2 separate regions of the Homo sapiens genome follow, and region 1 is linked to region 2. The links are chromatin contacts, found by Hi-C or POLR2A ChIA-PET in ENCODE. All regions are on one chromosome and are shown on one strand. Each heading gives the region's core, a stretch centred on a gene start or an enhancer-like site at or near the end of the contact. The rest is flanking DNA. Distances are from core to core; before and after follow the strand shown.

What was found. A loop is a pair of places that touch in the nucleus more often than their neighbours do. ChIA-PET counts read pairs that join two places held with the same protein, here RNA polymerase II (POLR2A). Pooled maps may share reads with other maps.
Region 1: a loop to region 2 is called in a pooled map, with 4 times the contacts of the local background. The contact joins the enhancer-like site here to the promoter of MRPS26 in region 2. A Hi-C loop is called at or near these places in 1 of 168 maps with a recorded cell type or tissue (CD8-positive, alpha-beta T cell) and 8 of 50 pooled maps. POLR2A ChIA-PET finds 5 or more read pairs at or near these places in 1 of 52 experiments (BJ).

The regions. Positions count from the first base shown.
Region 1 is chr20:3,549,700-3,552,399 of GRCh38, reverse strand. All of the region lies in intron 6 of ATRN (attractin), which reads right to left. Among named protein-coding and RNA genes, the nearest start is that of ATRN, 80 kb to the right of the region's middle. Within about 2 kb of position 1,344, at least 2 of the 41 ENCODE cell types and tissues checked have a DNase peak (open chromatin) inside an H3K27ac peak, as active enhancers do.
Region 2 is chr20:3,044,655-3,047,354 of GRCh38, reverse strand. It overlaps MRPS26 (mitochondrial ribosomal protein S26), which reads right to left and starts at 1,303. Exons shown (of 4, transcript NM_030811.4): 1 at 1,075-1,303; 2 at 836-982; 3 at 618-741. The coding sequence starts at 1,286. GNRH2 (gonadotropin releasing hormone 2) reads right to left here. Exons shown (of 4, transcript NM_178331.2): 3 at 2,519-2,655; 4 at 1,608-1,669. The coding sequence ends at 1,619. RefSeq lists enhancers at 362-421, 1,762-1,821 and a silencer at 792-1,661.

The DNA of each region.
Region 1 (2,700 bases), core at 95-2,594, 510 kb before region 2:
TGAGTGTGGGACATGCTGAGCATAAGATGCCTAGTACACAGCCAGAAGGTTGAGATGTCAATTAAAGAGCTGGAGATAGGGGATCAGGTAAAAAGTCTAGGCTGCAAATACAAATTTGAGAGTCACCAAGTATAAAGGCCAAGATACTATATGAGGTCACCAAAAGAGTGAATAAACAGGCAGCAATGGACCAAGGGTTAAGCCCTGGTCTGACATCATTCAGAAGTCAGTCAGCTGAAGAGAAACCAGCTAAAGAGGCTGAGAAGGAATATGGAATTAAAAAAAATATCAAGGGGATGTGGTGTCCTAGAAGCCAACTAAAGAAAGTGTTTAAAAGAGGAGGGAAGGATAACTGTATCAAATGTTGGTGCCAGATCAAGTAAGATAAGAACTAAGAATGGAAAATAAAAAATTCAGCTCCTAAGTCACACTAGCCATATTTCAGGTATGAAATAACCACATGTGGCCAGTGATACAACAGGGTAAATACAGAACATTTGAATGATGCCTGAAACTTCTATGAGACAGCACTGATCTACAGAAAAGATGACCATAAAGGGGCACAGATATAGGTGAAGGGGAAATGTGGTGGTAGGAGTTTGTGGAAATCATTTTCTGACCTTTATCTTTCAAAAGAGAAGCAGGAAGCAAGGCCATTAACTGAGAATGAAAACAGAAGGAAAGGTGGTAGGAATCTGAAAAATGAAAAGAAGATATTAGAGTTAAGAAGGAGAACAGGAGAGGGAGAGAGAAAGAATCAATGAATTATGGACCCATGTGGAGATCAAACACTGTTAGGGTATTAGAGAGAAATATCTGAAAAGATTGAAAAGTGTCTCAGGTAAGATTCCCTGCAAGCAGAGCTGGAGATAGAGATTCCTGTACAAGTGATTTACTGAGGGAATACTCTTTTGACAAACATCAGGAAGTGAGACAAGCAAGGTAGTAGGAAGGAGAGGATAAGTAAAAAGGTGGTCTCAGTTGAAGTATAGCTTTGGCCTGATCCCAAGGGGAGCCCTGGAACATGAATTTTCCCATGTAGAAGCAGGGTCAGACTCATGTACCTCCATCCAGCCAGTCAGCAGCTGGGGGCCAGGGTGACCATCCCATTTCGTCCAGTACTGAGGGGTTTCTTGGGATACAAGACTCAGTGCTAAAACTGGGAGAGTTCCAGGCAAACTGGTTGGTCACTACACTAGGGGACATCCTGGGGATAGAGCATAGTATTCTAGGTGTTCCTGGGTAAGACAGCTCCAATCTGCTGAGAGAATTCTTCAGAGAAAGGGTCAGCTATGAACTGACAACAGCCAAATTGCACAGCATCAGGTGACTGGGTGCACTGCACCAGCCAGGTAAAGATAAACAGATCTGGGCAAGGCACCAACAGTGTCCACCACAGAAGAAGCAGGGTGGAATGTGGAACGTTTAGAAATGAGATTATGGAGGGGCTGCAGTTATTGATAATGACACAGTCTAAGAGGTGCCCACACAAATGACTTGCTGAGGTAGAGTCTGGAAAGAGCATGAGCCCCTGAACAACTCTGGGGCTTCCTCTGGGTTGTCCAGCCAAGAAAGAATAGACCCTGACAGGTCTCTTTCCCCCCAGAGGGAAGGGGGATGTGTAAGAAAAGCTCTGTAGAGATCCAATCTCCTACGAGATCTCTGGGTGCCACCTGTGCCACTCCTAGGGCTGGCAAACAGCTCTTCTGATGAAAAACATGAAAATGCCTAAAATCTGTGTACCTAAAAACTGTAATAAGATGTGACTTTAAATTCATATTCAGGAAAGCATTTGTTTTCCAGGCAAAGAAAATAGTTTGAATCTATGTATGGGGAAAGAAAAGAACCTGGAGGAAATCTACTAACCTGACCTGACCACTGCAGGAGTCTCATCAGAAATTAAAGGGCTCGAACAAAGGCAGCAGCAATGGGAATAGAGATTGGGCCAGTTCAATCCTACACAAAAAGAACGAAGCTGGAGGCAACAGGTTACCCGACTTCAAACTATACTCCTGGGCTACAGTAACAGTAACAGTAACAGCATGGCACTAGTACAAAAACAGATACATAGACCAATGGAACAGAATGGAGAGCCCAGAAATAAGGCTTCACACCTACAACCATCTGATCTTCAACCTCTGTCTCCCAGGTTCAAGCAATTCTCCCATCTCAGCCTCCTGAGCAGCTGAGACTACAGGTGCCGGCCACCGCACCTGGCTAATTTTTGTATTTTTAGTAGAGATGGGGTTTTATCCTGTTGGCCAGGCTGGTCTCAAACTCCTGATCTCAAGTGATCCGCCAGCCTCAGCCTCTGAAAGTGCTGGGGTTATAGGCGTGAGCCACTGCGCCTAGCCTGACCAAGTTTTATTATAGATGTTGCTCATGTTTCTCTGATTTTGCTAGACTAGTTGTGTGATGTGTTTTAATGACTATGTTTGGGGGGATGCAGAAACTAGGCCACCACTGCCATATTTCCAGAATCCCTTAATGAACAGATGCTGGGTTTTTTGACAATCTTCATTAATAGAAAATGCCTAGAAAAAAGTTCCAGGTAATAAAATCAGCAAGATTAAATGTTTATAAATTTTTTTCTACAAGTCCACCTCCATAGCTAATTCCACTATGACAACACATATTCTCCCTTCAAAATGAGCAGCACGAGATTAGCAAATAGACCTTGAAGCCTGGGACATAGTAGAC
Region 2 (2,700 bases), core at 54-2,553:
TGCAGTGGCGCCATCTCGGCTCACTGCAACCTCTGCCTCCTGGGTTCAAGCGATTCTCATGCCTCAGCCTCCCGAGTAGCTGCGATTACTGGCGCACACCACGCCCGGCTAATTTTTGTATTTTTAGGAGAGACGGGGCTTGGCCAGGCTGGACTCGAACTCCCGACCTCAAGTGATACGCCCGCTTCGGCCTCCCATAGTACTGGGATTACAGGCGTGAACCACCGCTCCCAGCCACCCTTCTATACTTTAAATCAAGCCTCATCCATTCTCACTGCATTACTCCTAAGTGGTCTCCCTGCTTTTAAGTCGCACACCTGCTAATCCTAGCCTGAAATACTTAACCCTTCATGGCTTCATCACCTGTTATGCAAAATACAACCTCTTTGTGGAACGCAGGGTCCCTCCCACAGACCTGCTAGGTACCTGAACACTGTCCAATTACTCCGCTCACCTCCGGGTCTTTGCGCCTGACTGGCACTCTCCTCTCCAAATCCGGACCTGCCAACTGTAAGTCTCTGCACATAGCCAGCGCCCGCGTCGCGGTGCCCAGAATTCCCAGTGCCCCGCAAGCCGCGTCCCCGGCTGGAGTCCCACCCTCCGGAGACGTTGCCCACCTGCAGCTGCAGCACTTCCCGCTCCTTGCGCTGCGCCCAGGCCTGCACCTCTTCGGCCTTGCGGGCCTGCTCCAACGCCTGCCGCTGCTCCTGCTCCCGCTCCTCCTGCCGCAGCCTCGCTATCCTGTGAGGGTCAAAGGGCCGAGGCTGAGCGGGGCCCGGGCTTCTCCCAGGCCGGCCAGGCCGCGCCGCCCCGCCCCGCCTCCCGCCCCACGCACCGCAGCTCGTGCAGCCGCCGGTTCTCCGCCTGGTTCCAGGCCATCAGCTCGCGGTGCTCGGCGGCGTCCTTCAGGGCCTTGCGCTCCGCCAGAACCCCGGCTCGGGCCTCGTGCACCTTCCTCTGCACCTCGGACACGAACTCCATCCTGGGTGCAGACGCGCCAGGAATCAGCACCCTCTCCGCCCACTCCCACCGTCACCAGCGCGCGCGGGCGGCCACCTCCCCCCGGCCGCACACCTGAGGGCGCGCACGGTCTGGCGGTAGTGCTGGTAACGCTCCATCAGCACGAAGAACTCCGCAGGGTCCACCGCGGGCGGCATGTTCACTCGCTCGATCTTGGATTTGGCCAGCGGGTCGTGGCGGGTCTTGCGGCCGCGCGCTGGCAGCACCAGAGGGGCCCGGGGCCTGCACGGGGTCCCCGCGCCCAGGCGGCTCAGCGCGCGTAGCATGGCCGAGTCTCCTCACTGCGGCCGCGGTGCCGGGACGCCACCGTGCCCCGGAAGCGGCGCGGGGAACCTTGGGACCTGTAGTCCTCGGGCTGTCCCTCACGCCCCGCCCGGCCGTGTGGCCTCTGGAACCGAAGCGGCGACCCTGCGGACGTCCGCATCCCGCCCCCAGGCTCTGGCCCGGCCTTCCCGCCAGGGCCCGGGGCCATCCCTTAGTTACTCCCGCCCGCGGGGCCGGACCCGCGTCCCTCCAGCCCCCACGCAGGGAAGGGTCTCAGCGGGGAAGACAGGGAGGGGACGAAGGACAGAACTCGACGCAACAGCTTCGGAGAACCTCACACTTTATTGGAGGATGGCGGGGCGGGGCGGGGCTCTCGGGCTGCGGTCTGCGGAGGGAGAGGTGGCGGTCATGTCTCAGGACACTGGTCTCGTAACCGCCGAGCTGCCATCTTCCTGGTTCTCTCCCCTCTCGTCCCCCCCAGTCCCCATGTGGCCTCCCACAGCAGGACGCCCCCCGCCTCCCGTAGAAGCCTGAGGATCCAGCTAGTGTGGGGATCTCCAGCTCCCTTGGGCATGCCCTCTTGTCCACCCTAAACAAGCCTGACGCATAGAAACCTCAGCACATACACACAAATCAGGCGGTAAGACATTGCCTCATAGGAACTAACCACTTTCTTCTTTAGTTACCGGGCTCTCCTGATGCACTGTAAATGTTTGATTTGCAAAACAGTAGCAAACCATTTCCCCACGCCTGTCTTCTGCTATGGTCTTGGGGAGCTCTGCAGTCCCTGAGATGTTCCTAGTGCACATGTCAGTCACCACCTGGTCCTCTTGGCCCTGTTGTCTGTTTGAGTGAGGTTGCATCCCTCACCTCTTTCCACTGGCCTGGGGTCTGTCCACCTCAAGACAGTCATTGGCTTGTCAGGATGCCTGTGGGATCCCATGGCCACCACTGTCTTATAGAACAATTATCTCCTTCTAGTCTACTAGTGACTTTGGTCTTTAACCCAAGTGCTTTGTAAATTGTCTAGAATCCTCCTGGGAAATAGGAAGGATAGCAGACAGCACCCTGCTGTGTGCAGTAGGGGCACTGAGAAATGGCTGGGGGTGCTGTGGCAGGGGGCATCTCAGTGGTGTTTCATTCTCCCCACCCTCCCAGCACCCAACCCTAAGCCACAATGGCCTCTGATGACCAGTGGCTGGTCTTGATGCTGGGGACCTCTCACCCTACTCACCAGCAGTGTCCGTGCCAGGTGTCGCTTCCTGTGAAGGGACCACTGGGCCGTGGTCCTGCCCTCCCAGGGCATGCTGTCGTCCAGGGGAGCCAGGGCATCACTTGGGAGGCCATGGGCAGTCTGGACTGGGCTGCCTGCTGCAGTGTCCAGGGCCCTTCCTTAGAAGGGAACTGATGCTGTCC